Linked DNA regions of Homo sapiens: region 1 is linked to region 2. The links are chromatin contacts, found by Hi-C or POLR2A ChIA-PET in ENCODE. All regions are on one chromosome and are shown on one strand. The core of a region is the stretch at or near the end of the contact, and the rest is flanking DNA. Distances in the headings are between cores, read along the strand shown. Region 1 overlaps SLC25A21 (solute carrier family 25 member 21). Region 2 holds the start of MIPOL1 (mirror-image polydactyly 1).

Region 1 (5,610 bases), core at 3,041-5,540, 150 kb before region 2:
ATGTAACAAAAAGGAAATCCTGAAAGATTATAGGTAAGCATATTTTAGGAATAATATCAATATTGAATGTACCACAGGAACTTCTGCCCCTCCTATAGGAACACTGGCTTTGTATAAAGTGATTGATCATTCTCTTTAGTTTTACAAACCTGAATTTTGATGTACATTATTGGGCTTTCTTAAGGTAGATACAGTCATGGAACACTAAAAACTAAGAAAGAGTTCAGGCTTGTGAAGAAAAGAAGGCTAAATTTGGAAGCTACATAATGAAGAATATTCTCCTAACCCTGTCTTGACTTAAATTAAGAAGTGATCTCCAACTTTTTTGGTTTCTAAATTTGTGGCAAAATTCCAAAACCTGAAGATTAAGGTATTAAATTGCCATTATTTCCTCCTGGACAAAATTGCTCTAGATCAATGTCTCCCCAACATTATTCCAACTGAAGAAATCTTTTCTCTTTTCAAAATATTTTAGTGGTGATCAATATACATATAAATGTAAAAACATTTTCTTTTGGAGATGAAAAAGGGAGACAGTCTGGTTTCCCACTCTCCTCTTCCCACCCATGCTCCTTCTAAAGTGCCAAGAATTCCACACACCATGACTTTAAAACCACTTGTCAGTGAGATCTGCAATGACCTCTTTCAAATCGAAAGTTACATGATTCTAAAATATATCAGTATTTCTGAGTATGCAGTTACCTAGAAAAGCAAGGCTAAACAGTGAACTCTCTATGTTGTAAATTTCTAGAGAATATGAAAAGTTTGTGGTGTAATACAGTACAGGTATGTTTTAAATGACTACAATTACGAAGGAGAGATTTCTGGACACTGTTATAGAATTAGTAGATCCTATAACATTTCTGTAATGATATTTTAAAAATCTATTACTTTCCATTATTTAAGGGACCCTGTGAGATCACATACAGTTGAATGAAAAGACAAACTGCTGGGGAAAAAAAACTTCACTAATATTTCAAAATTGGAAGTGAAAAGAGTAGGTTTCTTCGAGAACCACAAAGTAATGACAGGAACTCAGTTTCAAGAAAGCCCAAGACATTCAGCGACTCAAAGTAATGAGCTTAATTCTCCAAAGTCTCAAGCAGTTTCCACCCCAGGGTAACAAAAACAAGAACTCATGTTTGTTTGTGTTGCAGTCTCCGTTTGGACCTGGAAGGTCAGGCTCTGAACAGCCAGGCCATTGTTCAGCATCATTCATCCTGATCGGGGTCTAGCACCTGACAAGGAATTAGAAGTCTGGGTCCTCTATCTGATTTTGTGATTGACTCACTCCAGGGTTTTGAAGTCACAATTTCTCCACTCTAGAGCATCCATGAAATGATCTTTTCCTTCTGGATGATGGAGCAATTATGGAGACTATGTTGTCTCATAGTACTTGGGAATATGCTAAGCATGGTTGTGCTAATACTCTATTAACAATGTTTTTTGTTTCAATACATAAAAACAAGTTACCACCTTACTGAGGGATTATTCTGTGCCAGGACCTGTTTTCAGTGTTTTACATAAGTTAACTTGCAGAAGCCTCACGACAACCCTATTAGTGAGGAATATGATGATCCTCATTTTACAAATAAGGCCACAAAATCACAAAGAAGTTGAGCAACTTGCCCAAAGTCACAAAGCTGGGCAGGGGAACAGCCAGAACTCCAAGGCAGGCAATCTGCCTCAAGGGTTCTTGCTCTTCACCATGCTGCAATGCTCCCTCTTTGCCGACGCTCTCAAGCTTTCCCAGATCTAGTGCTATGAGGGGAAGGAATGGGAAGGCTAGAGCATATATGATCTCTTAATTGCCTACCTAATCAGATTAAGTAGGTCTGCTCTCACACAATCATGGAGTATGACATATATTAGCCTTATATTTCCTCCATCCCCCAAAGAAGGCTGTGACTGCTTCATGTGAAGCAGGTAGCTGGGCAGGGAAAGGATTAAGTAGCTTCAAAACGGCATTTTTAACTGAATTGGCCTATCTCTCAATATATATGTATTTAGAATAAAAATTGATTTGATTTGGAAATTTTGTTAAATACCACTCCCTACGGTCATGTTGATAATACTGTTAAATCCTGAACTTTCTGTTACTGATACTTTGCAATTAATATCAAAGTGTCAACAAGATAACAGCTTGAAAAGTGAAACCTGTTGCAGACATTCTCTGATCAAGTTTCCATGAAGCAGATGTTGGATTGATTTCTTAAACCCTGTATACACATTCATGATTGTGCTCTGCCCTTTTTTATTTCCTCCACCAATTAGAAGTTCTATCACCAGATTGTGCAGGATAGGGGATTTTTAGGTCCCAGCAGAAACAAGAAAACAATTAAAAGTGTGGTGGGTTGTGGAAGACAGCTGCAAATGTTGAACTGTTTCTACCCCACATAACACCCCTGGTTCCTTCTCCCCAAAGATCCTCTGAGTCTGTCTTAAATACAAACCAAACAGGACAATGGCATCCGGAACATTTGTCCTTTTCATAGTTTGTTTTAGAACATCACAGTTCAAAAGCCTCTAAGCAACTACTTAGTTGCACTGATCACAAAGAAATCTCTCACACAGACAGAACTATGAAACAATTTAACCGGAGTCTTCCTTCTGAGACTCCTACAACTTTTGAAAGTCACAATGAGTAAAAGGGTTTGGAGAGACATGGGGCTAAGGAAACACACATTGGTGGGGTTGTATTGATTCAAAACCAATCTGGACAGCAATTCACGTGAAATTTAAAAGGGTATACTGCACGCTGAAGGGAACATGGACTGGGTGTCAAGTCCAGATCCTCGGAACATGCAAATAAAACACTGCCCAGCATGTCTAAGACATGTTTTGAAATGTACATTTTGTACACTAACACAGGATAACAGATATGAATCAACTGCTGTGAAACCAGACCAAAGTTGGAAGTATGAGAGCAATAAGAAAAACATGACCTAAAGGGGCAATGTAGCAAACAGCAGACCATGGTCCATTTCCGGAACTTTGCTAAGAGGCAAAAGCAGGAGGTTCTGCCCCTGCTCCCCAAACCCAGATGGTAATGCAAAAGTAATTAAGTAAATGCTGAGTAATTCTTTATCAAACAGCACGATCATTCCAGAAACACATAAAGTATGTAACATAACAAGAACTATTAAATCAGTCCCAGCAGAGTTTTGAAACGAATCAGTAAAGAAGTTCACATTGATTAAAAACCAAAATGAGTCTTGGTGCATTTGACTTGTTTTGTCCCTAGAAAACAAAAGTGTTTTATCTATACCCACATGTTGTGACAGAAAACAAAACCTTTCTTGAATTTCATGCAAGGTAGATGTGATTTCCAATGTATCACCCACTCCATGCCATCCTCCAAGTTATCTTTAACAGGCTTATCAGGGAAAACAACAAGAACATATTAACAGCACAGAACTGTAGGTGTTGGATTTTATACCACTCATAAAAGGAATCTATACATGTAAATGTTTTTATTATATTTTTAGGAAGAAAAGCAAATTTTAAAATTAATGCAGAACCCATCACAGCTATCCAAAGAATGAAGATTCTTTCATGTTTTAGACAGAAAAATATTGTTCAAACGCTCCTTTCCAGGTCCATTCATGAAGCTCTTCCATTGTTTACAATGTTTGTGTACCCATTTAGGCTCATTTGAAAAATGACCACTATGTCCATTCCTCCCTCAACATATCTGAAAGGAAGCCAAGAAAAACGTTGAGAAAAAATGCCGCCTCCTGAGAATTCAGGAGAACAGTAACACATTTAGATTCTGCAAGATTAAGACAGACCCTACAAATACATATTCCTCCTAGTGGCCATGTCATTTTTCATATGCAAGACCACCACTTTCTAATAACAGATAGGTAGGAAATTACTGTCATCATAAACCGGGTTATGTATCTCAATCAACTGTTTCCTAAGGAAAGCTATGAGACTGGTGGAGGGGAAGAGGCAGTACCAAATTACTACGTCTTCCTGGTTTTGCAGTTAAAAAAAAAAAAATGTACCTCTACATTTTAAGGAGAAAGTGGCACCACCTAAATTGACCTACATTATTCAACAGATTCAAAAATGTAACTTGCCTATAACCTTAGAGATGTCATAAGCCTATGACATCTGACAGCTGGGAGGAGCCTATATTATAAATCTTTGCATAAAGGTCCAAAACTTTACTCTGGTGTTAAAGAGAAAGTACATACCTAAACTCTCTGAGTCAGCTTCCTCACCTGTAAAACATGGGTGAGCAAGTCTGTCTGATTGTTCTTGAGAGAATCAAGGGAGCTAATGTATAGTGAGCACTGAACCTTTTGCAGACTTGAAATTCAAAGGGAGCCTTGGATTTAGCCACTGAGACCAATAACTAGAGCAGACTAGTTTTGCCAAAGACTTTTAGTTTTGCCAAAGCAGGCTTAACTTCAAATAATGTGTCATGTTCTAATCTCATAGACTAGTTATACTCAACTCTGACTCACCTGTGGGGGGTTTGCTTTTGTTTCTGTTTCTTAATACAATGCTGAACTACTTCTCCTGCTCCCACCCAAAACCTTGTGAATCAGAAGCTACAGGAGGTAAGGTAATCTTGATTTATTTGTTTTTAATCTTCACAGAAGATTATGAAGCAGCCAGAGTTAAGAACTACTCACATAGCCTTGAAATGTCCTTGAAATGTTCTTGAAATTCCAATATTTCTTGAAATTCCAATATTTCAATACATAGTAAATGAATGAATCACGTCAGTAAGTTTCACCAAAAACATAAAATAAAATGAACAAAAAAGACTGAGAGCCATCACAGATCAAGAATGACATACTGACTGGGCACGGTGGCTCACACAGCACTTTGGCAGGCCAAGGTGGGAGGATGGCTTGAGCCCAGAGGAGTTCAAGACCAGCCTGGGCAACATGGTGAGACCCCATCTCTACAAAAATTAAAAATTCGCTGGGCATGGTGGTGTGTGCCTACAGTCCTAGCAATTAGGGAGGCAGAAGTGGGAGGATTACTTGAGCCCAGGGGGTCGAGGCTGCAGTGAGCTGTGATCACACCACTGCACTCCAGCCTGGGCAACAGAGGAAGACCCTGTTTCAAAAAGGAAAGGAATAACATATCATAGAATTATGAAAATAATTATTAAAAGGTACACACTTCAGACTGATGTTGTACAATAGATATATAATGAGACCCACATATGTAAGTCCATATTTGTAATTCTGAATTTTCTAGTAGCCACACTAAAAAAAGAAATAGGTGAAATTAATTTTAAAAATATATTTTATTTAATGTAATGTATCCAAAATATTATCACTTCAACAACTATTAAAATTATTAGTGAGACATTTTACATTCTTGTTTTACACAAAGTATTCAAAATCTGGCATGTATTTACACTTAAAGCACAGCTCAATTTGGACAAGCAACAAGTCCAGTGGTCAATAGCCACATATAGCTAATGGCTACTATATTGGACAGTACAGCTATAGACTGTAATATATACATGTGTACCTGTGAATATAGTGCCGGATATTTTTATAACACCTGAAAAGACTACACTAATATAATTTTGCATACTTCTACAACAGCAACATGGACTGGCTGTCATATGAAGTAATA
Region 2 (6,157 bases), core at 623-3,122:
AAAAAGAATAGGGAGAATTAGTCCTAATGTTTGAACTCACTGCATAAAACAGAGAGAGAGAGAGAGAAAATCAGCTTACTAAAAGGAAAGAAAATATGAGGTTTCTCTTTATGCCAGAGACTGTAAGCACCCAGATAATGGGCTTTAAAAAAAGGAGGAAATGAACTTTACTCAATGAAAAATATTATAATTTTTCTCTAAATTTATTCTACTAATTCATTACATGGTTTGAATGTTCTCATTGTGGTAGTCACTATCCTGTTTTATTTATTATTTCCTAGCCAGGAAAATCAACTTTTTCCTTTGTTTTACACATAATTTGATTTGGCCCTAAGCCTTTGCACAAGCTATATACTTCCTGATTGGAGTATTTGCTCTGATAAACTGTACACTCTTTGTTTTTGTCTCATAGATTTTTATGGTACTTTATGTTCATAAATATGATTCAAATCCTGACTGAAGTAAAGCAAAAAAGAAAAAAGCATTTCAAAGCTGAATCTGTAACAAACTTCTTGAGAACACTGTTCATTACAGCATACATAACGAAAATTTGGTGAATATTATAACCTCTGTTGTTCCAAGTTAATCTACGTCCAACTTTTCCATTTTGTTAGTTTTCACAGCGTCATGCTCTGTCCCCCAGGCTGGGGTGCAGTGGCGCCAGCCATCGTAGCTTATTTCAGTCTCCACCTCTGGGGCTCAAGCGATTCTCCCACCTCATCCTCCCTAGTAGCTGGGACTACGGGTATGCACCATCATGCCCAGCTAATTTTTTTGATTTTTAATAAAGTCAAGGTCTCGCCATGTTGTCCAGGCTGGTCTCGAACTCCTGGGCTCAAGCGATCCCACTGCCTCAGCCTTCCAAAGTGTTGGGACTACAGGCGTAAGCCACCGCGCCCGGCCTTTTTCAGTTTTTTAAACTCTCTTTTGTACACTTACTAAAGGATAAGTTCCTTTCATTAACTTTAACCACAAATTTAGGAACCCGTCAGCACCTCATATTATGCCTATTCTCTGGGGTGTATTAAAAAATATTATTGCTTATTACTCAGCACCCAGAAGAGTACCTGGCACATGGTATGTGGTCACTAAGTATTTGGTGTCTGAAGGAATCATGAGTAACAGGAGTTAAAGTGACATTTATAAAACCAATTCTGAACTATGGAACAAAAAACCCAAATTTAAATTACTAGCAGTTAATTATACCATTCTTAGTTCACGGAGGTAGGCCAATTGAAAACTTTGGACATTTTTAAATTCTGTAAGGTTTAACATTTTTTCTTAGAGGATTCACATATCGTAATCTCATCCAGCACTTCAGTCAAAAAAAAAAAAAAAAAAAAAAGTCACCAGCTCCAAGGTTTTAGTGTGAAACGTTCTTTGGCCAGGATCTAGATAGTACTTTTGCTCACTCAACCGGAGCCCGATCTGGTGCCATTTTCACTTGACCGCCGCTTCGAAACACGTCCCTCCCACCTCTCATCCCAAACCACACACAAAGAAGGAAAGCACAATTTCGACAGGTCTTGGGAAAACTCGACGAGGCCAAGTATGAGGCCACAAGACACCGTTTTTAGTTCCGCGTTCTCCCTCTTCTAATCCTATTAGGTTTTGTCCAGACAACGTTTTGCTCTTTCAGAAGAGAAAGAGCGTTCTGCGCTCGTCGTCTTGGATTCGACAACCATAAGCATCCCGTTAGGGCAACCACCGCAGCAGACTAAGTTCGACTACTTTCTCTCCAAACTCCTCCCGGGCCTTCTTCCCAAGCTCTCTCTTTCTCCTGGAGGCCCCGCCTCGCGGCCCGGCAGCGCGGCACGCGCATGCCCGGTGCTCGCCGCTTGCGCTCTCCCCTGCGGCGCGCCGCCGCCCCGTAGGCCCCACGCGCCGCCCCGCTCCTCCGCCGGATCGTCTGTGGGTGAGTCTCGAGCCAGGAGGCTCTGAGCCAGTGGCGATTGGCTGACGCGGTGGCTGCGCACTCGGCCTGAGAAACTCGGCAAGCGCGCAGTGTCGACTCCCCGGTCTATGCCAGGCGCATCTCAGGTAAACGGTTGGGCAGGGAGGTTTGGGCGACGGAGAATGATAGTGGTGGGCACAGATCAGCCCTGGAGTTTTCGGCCGCAGACTTTTCCTTGGAGAAGGAGAAGGGGCCCCGCGGAATCTGTACTTAGTGAATGCTGACCCCGCGTGGCCGGGAGTGATGGGGCTCTCTCGAAGGTCAGTGTCGTGGGGTCCTCAGGTGGCAGACAGCTCTTTCTGGGTATGGTTTTGGTATTGTCTCCAGTTTCCTAATACTGGACCTGAGCAGCTGAGCATTTATTCAAGGGTGTATTTTTTTTGTTTTTTTCCCCTTAAGTCGCGGTTAGTCAGAAGGTTCCAGTCCTCGCTCAACCTCTGATCGACTCTGTGCCCATGAGAGAGTCGTTTTATATTTCATTTCTCACACGTGGAAGTGTGGGCGAAGAATGAGGGGCTTCTTTAAGCGCGCTAAGCCATGCTGTAAAAAGATACTGTTAGAATTTTTTTTTTTCTTTTTTGATTCACAATGTCCCTGGACCTGGTGCAACGTTTGGGAAGCATTTTAAGCTCTATGGATGGAGGGAACAAGACAGCCGCATTATTAGACAAGGATGGTAGAAAGGAACAACTTTCCACAAACACACGCGTTTGGAAAAGCTCCTTTGAGCATTTTATGCAGGTTAAATCACAGTGGTAGTAGATAGAAATAAGCCAAAACAAAGGGCCAAACAAAACTACATTTCAAGGAGGTGTTCTTTTCTTCCCCAGATAACTTGAATATACTATCACAAATTATTGGCGTTTCAAAGTTTTTCCTTGTGATCTGGTATGGAGTTCATCTAAAATGACAATTACATAATCATTCTATGCAATCGTATGCCAATAAAATTAATTAAAACAGTTTAATTTTTAATGTGAGGAATAGGAATCAAGACATGTCATTGATGGGAGGTAATGATGGCAATCAGCAAAATGAATGGGAGATGTATACAATTTTCCTTCAAAGGAGTAGAGTTTATAGAGATATTTTTATTGCGTTAATATTTAAAGTATAAAGACATACAGAAAAGTGCATGAATCGTAAGTGTACAGCTCGGTGAATTTTCACAAAGTGTAAATACCCATGTATCCAGTATCTAGATCAGGAAAGAGCATTATTGCATCCCGGAAGCCCCACTTCATGGTTCCAAAGGTAATCATTATCTGGACTTCCAACATTATCAATGAATTTCACCTATTATTTACTTTATATAAATGGAGTAATATGGTATTTAGTCCTTAGTTTCTGATTTTTGCTCAATATTTTATTTGTGAGATTTATTCAAGTTATGTAGCAGTTTGTTATTCTCATGCTGTATGTATAGTATTTCTAGTTTTTGGCTATTACCAATAGGGCTGCTATAAAGATTTTTAGAAATATTTTGATGAAATTATGTATACTTTTTTTTTTCTTCTTTTTTTTGAGATGGAGTCTCGCTCTGCCGCCAAGGCTGGAGTGCAGTGGCGCGATCTCGGCTTACTGCAACCTCCGCCTCCCGGGATCAAGCAATTCTCCTGTCTCAGCCTCCCGAGTAGCTGGGACTACAGGTGCCTACCACCACGCCTGGCTAAGTTTTGTATTTTTAGTAAAGACGGGGTTTCACCTTGTTGGTCAGGCTGGTCTCAAACTCCTGACCTCAGCTGATCCACCTGCCTCAGCATCCCAGAGTGCTGGGATTACAGGTGTGAACCATCGCGCCTGGCCATATGTACATTTTTATTGCGTATATGCCTACTAGAAAATTACTGTGTTACAGGATAGGCAGATGTGTGTTTGTGGTATACACTACTGAAAAGTTTTTCATATTGTGTCAATTTATACTTCAGTGGCAGCTTGAGAATTCTGGTTCCTCCAAATGCTTGCAACATTTCACACTGTCTTTTTCATTTTAGCCATTCTAGTAGGAATATAGTGACATAACATTGGGGTTTTCCCATAATTTCCCTAATGACTGATGGTATTGAACACATATTCATGTGTTTACTGGCATTTGGATATCCTCTATTTCTGTAAGGGACCAGACAATAAGTGTAGGCAGCCCTCGCTTTGTAGAGTTTCAGCTAACCAAGTAATGTGTGAAGCTCGGACTACCTGTATTTTAGGTTGTACAGGCTGTACAGTCTCTGTTACACATTCTTTTCTGTTTTTTTCCTCTTTACTTTGTTCCCAACCCTTTAAATATGTAAAAACAATTCTTAGCTCATGGGTTATACAAAAACAGTTGTTAAAAGATAACTTTAGGCACATGGAAATTTTAGAGTTTATATGAGCATTCAGCAATTTCATAAATTGGGTATCACCAGACCACAAGTTATTCAAGACTCCACCAAGAGGGTGTGAGGGGAAAACTTTTATAAGGTGTTTATGGAAACAGAAAATATTTGATTGGTAACAGTGGAATGTCTCTAGTTAGAAGTTGTTTGGTGGTTTCTGATTGATTAAACTCAAGTTTAGTTTTACTGTTTACATTGAGTTGGGTTTTGGTTTGTTTACATAGGAACCCAAAGTGCTGGAGCTGTCTCAACCTAATGGTTTCCCAGTTAGTTTTTTTTTTTTTTTTTTTTTTTAACACAGTCCTCTGGCTGGATTTGAGTTGTGGGCCATAGCGTACTAACCCCTGCTCTATTGAAAAATGTTTGTTCAATTTTTTGCCAATTGGTTGGATGTGAAATCAGTAACTGAGATGGGCTATATTAGAGAAATATAGATCCATAATACTATATCTATCTATGTGTGTGTGTGTGTGTGTGTGTGTGTGTGTGTGTGTGTGTGTGTGTGTATTTTTTTTTTTTTTTTTTTTGAGACAAGGTGTACCTCTGTCACCCAGGCTGGAGTGCAGTGGGGTGATCTCGGTTCACTGCAGCCTCTGCCTCCTGGGCTGAAGTGATCCTCTCACCTCGGCTTCCCAAGTAGCTAGGGTTACAGGCACACACCAACATGCCCAGGCTAATTTTAATATTTTTTTGTGGAGATGGGGTTTTGCCATGTTGCCCAGGCTGGTTTTAAACTCCTGAGCTCAAGTGATCCTCCTTCCCCAGCCTCCCTAAATGCTGGGATTACAGGCACAAGCCACCACACCTGGCCAGTATTGTAAAGCAGCATGTGTTATAGTGTTTTGGTGTTGGATTTCAGATCTCTAAACATACTTTATTTGGTTTACCAGTTTTACCTTAAGACTAATTAGAGGCCAGTTTGATTCTTGTCTGAATTGTTTTTACTTCTCCCACTTTCTTCTCACCCTGTAAATCTGAAGAACAAAAGACAGGTAAGAAGTGAGAAAAGAAAGAAGAGACAGTCTTTCTTTGATATTATTTAAAAGGCTAGGAAAGAAAAGGATGAATGTCTAGACAGTTCTGGATATTTTGAGTAAAAATATGTAAAAATATATAATATAGTTATTGTAATATTTTAAGGTGCATTTTGTCCTTTGAGCTGTTCCATCTTGGGTTTTCTGACATTTTTATCTAGTGATTGAGTACACTCATGATATAGGACGTAATAGCCATTGACTTGGGCCGTGAAGCTCAACTGTGACACCTCTTCCCAGGATGGAGGCCCTTTCTTCCTTAAATGTCTCTTTGGGCTGCCCAGTTCATCTTTTACTCTTGGCCCCCTGCCTTTTGCTCAGTATTGCCCAAAATTTTACTTTAATACCATTCAGCCCACCATCCATGTTAACATTTTTAGCTAACACTTTCTAGGTATTTGTTGTTGTTCTTGTTGTTGCTTTTAGAAACAGGATCTTGCTCTGTCACTCAGGCTGGAGTACAGTGGTGCAATCATAGCTCACTGTAACCTTGACCTGGGGTCAAGCTGTCTTCCCTGCTGCAACCTCCCAAGTAGATAGGACTGCAGGTGCTCAACATCACACCTAGCTATTTTGTTTTCTGTTTTTGTTGAGACAGAGTCTACCTTTGTTGTCCGGTCTAGTATCCAACCCCTGGCCTCAGGTCCTCCTGCCTCGACCTCCCAAAGTGCCAGGATTACAGGCATTAGCCACTGCACCAGCCCATTTCTTGTTTTTAAGTAATTTATAGAAGTGAATTTAGTGCACATTTAGATATATGCTAATACTAATGAAGGGTGTGAGGGTAATTTCAT

The links. A loop is a pair of places that touch in the nucleus more often than their neighbours do. ChIA-PET counts read pairs that join two places held with the same protein, here RNA polymerase II (POLR2A). Pooled maps may share reads with other maps.
Region 1: a loop to region 2 is called in a map of endothelial cell of umbilical vein, with 3 times the contacts of the local background. The contact joins the enhancer-like site here to the promoter of MIPOL1 in region 2. A Hi-C loop is called at or near these places in 1 of 168 maps with a recorded cell type or tissue (endothelial cell of umbilical vein) and 1 of 50 pooled maps. POLR2A ChIA-PET finds 5 or more read pairs at or near these places in 1 of 52 experiments (activated T-cell).

Annotation. Positions count from the first base shown.
Region 1 is chr14:37,044,486-37,050,095 of GRCh38, forward strand. All of the region lies in intron 1 of SLC25A21 (solute carrier family 25 member 21), which reads right to left. Among named protein-coding and RNA genes, the nearest start is that of MIR4503, 95 kb to the left of the region's middle. Within about 2 kb of position 4,291, at least 4 of the 41 ENCODE cell types and tissues checked have a DNase peak (open chromatin) inside an H3K27ac peak, as active enhancers do; they include endothelial cell of umbilical vein, where a contact is called at or near this core.
Region 2 is chr14:37,196,065-37,202,221 of GRCh38, forward strand. It overlaps MIPOL1 (mirror-image polydactyly 1), which reads left to right and starts at 1,873. Exons shown (of 13, transcript NM_001388067.1): 1 at 1,873-2,040.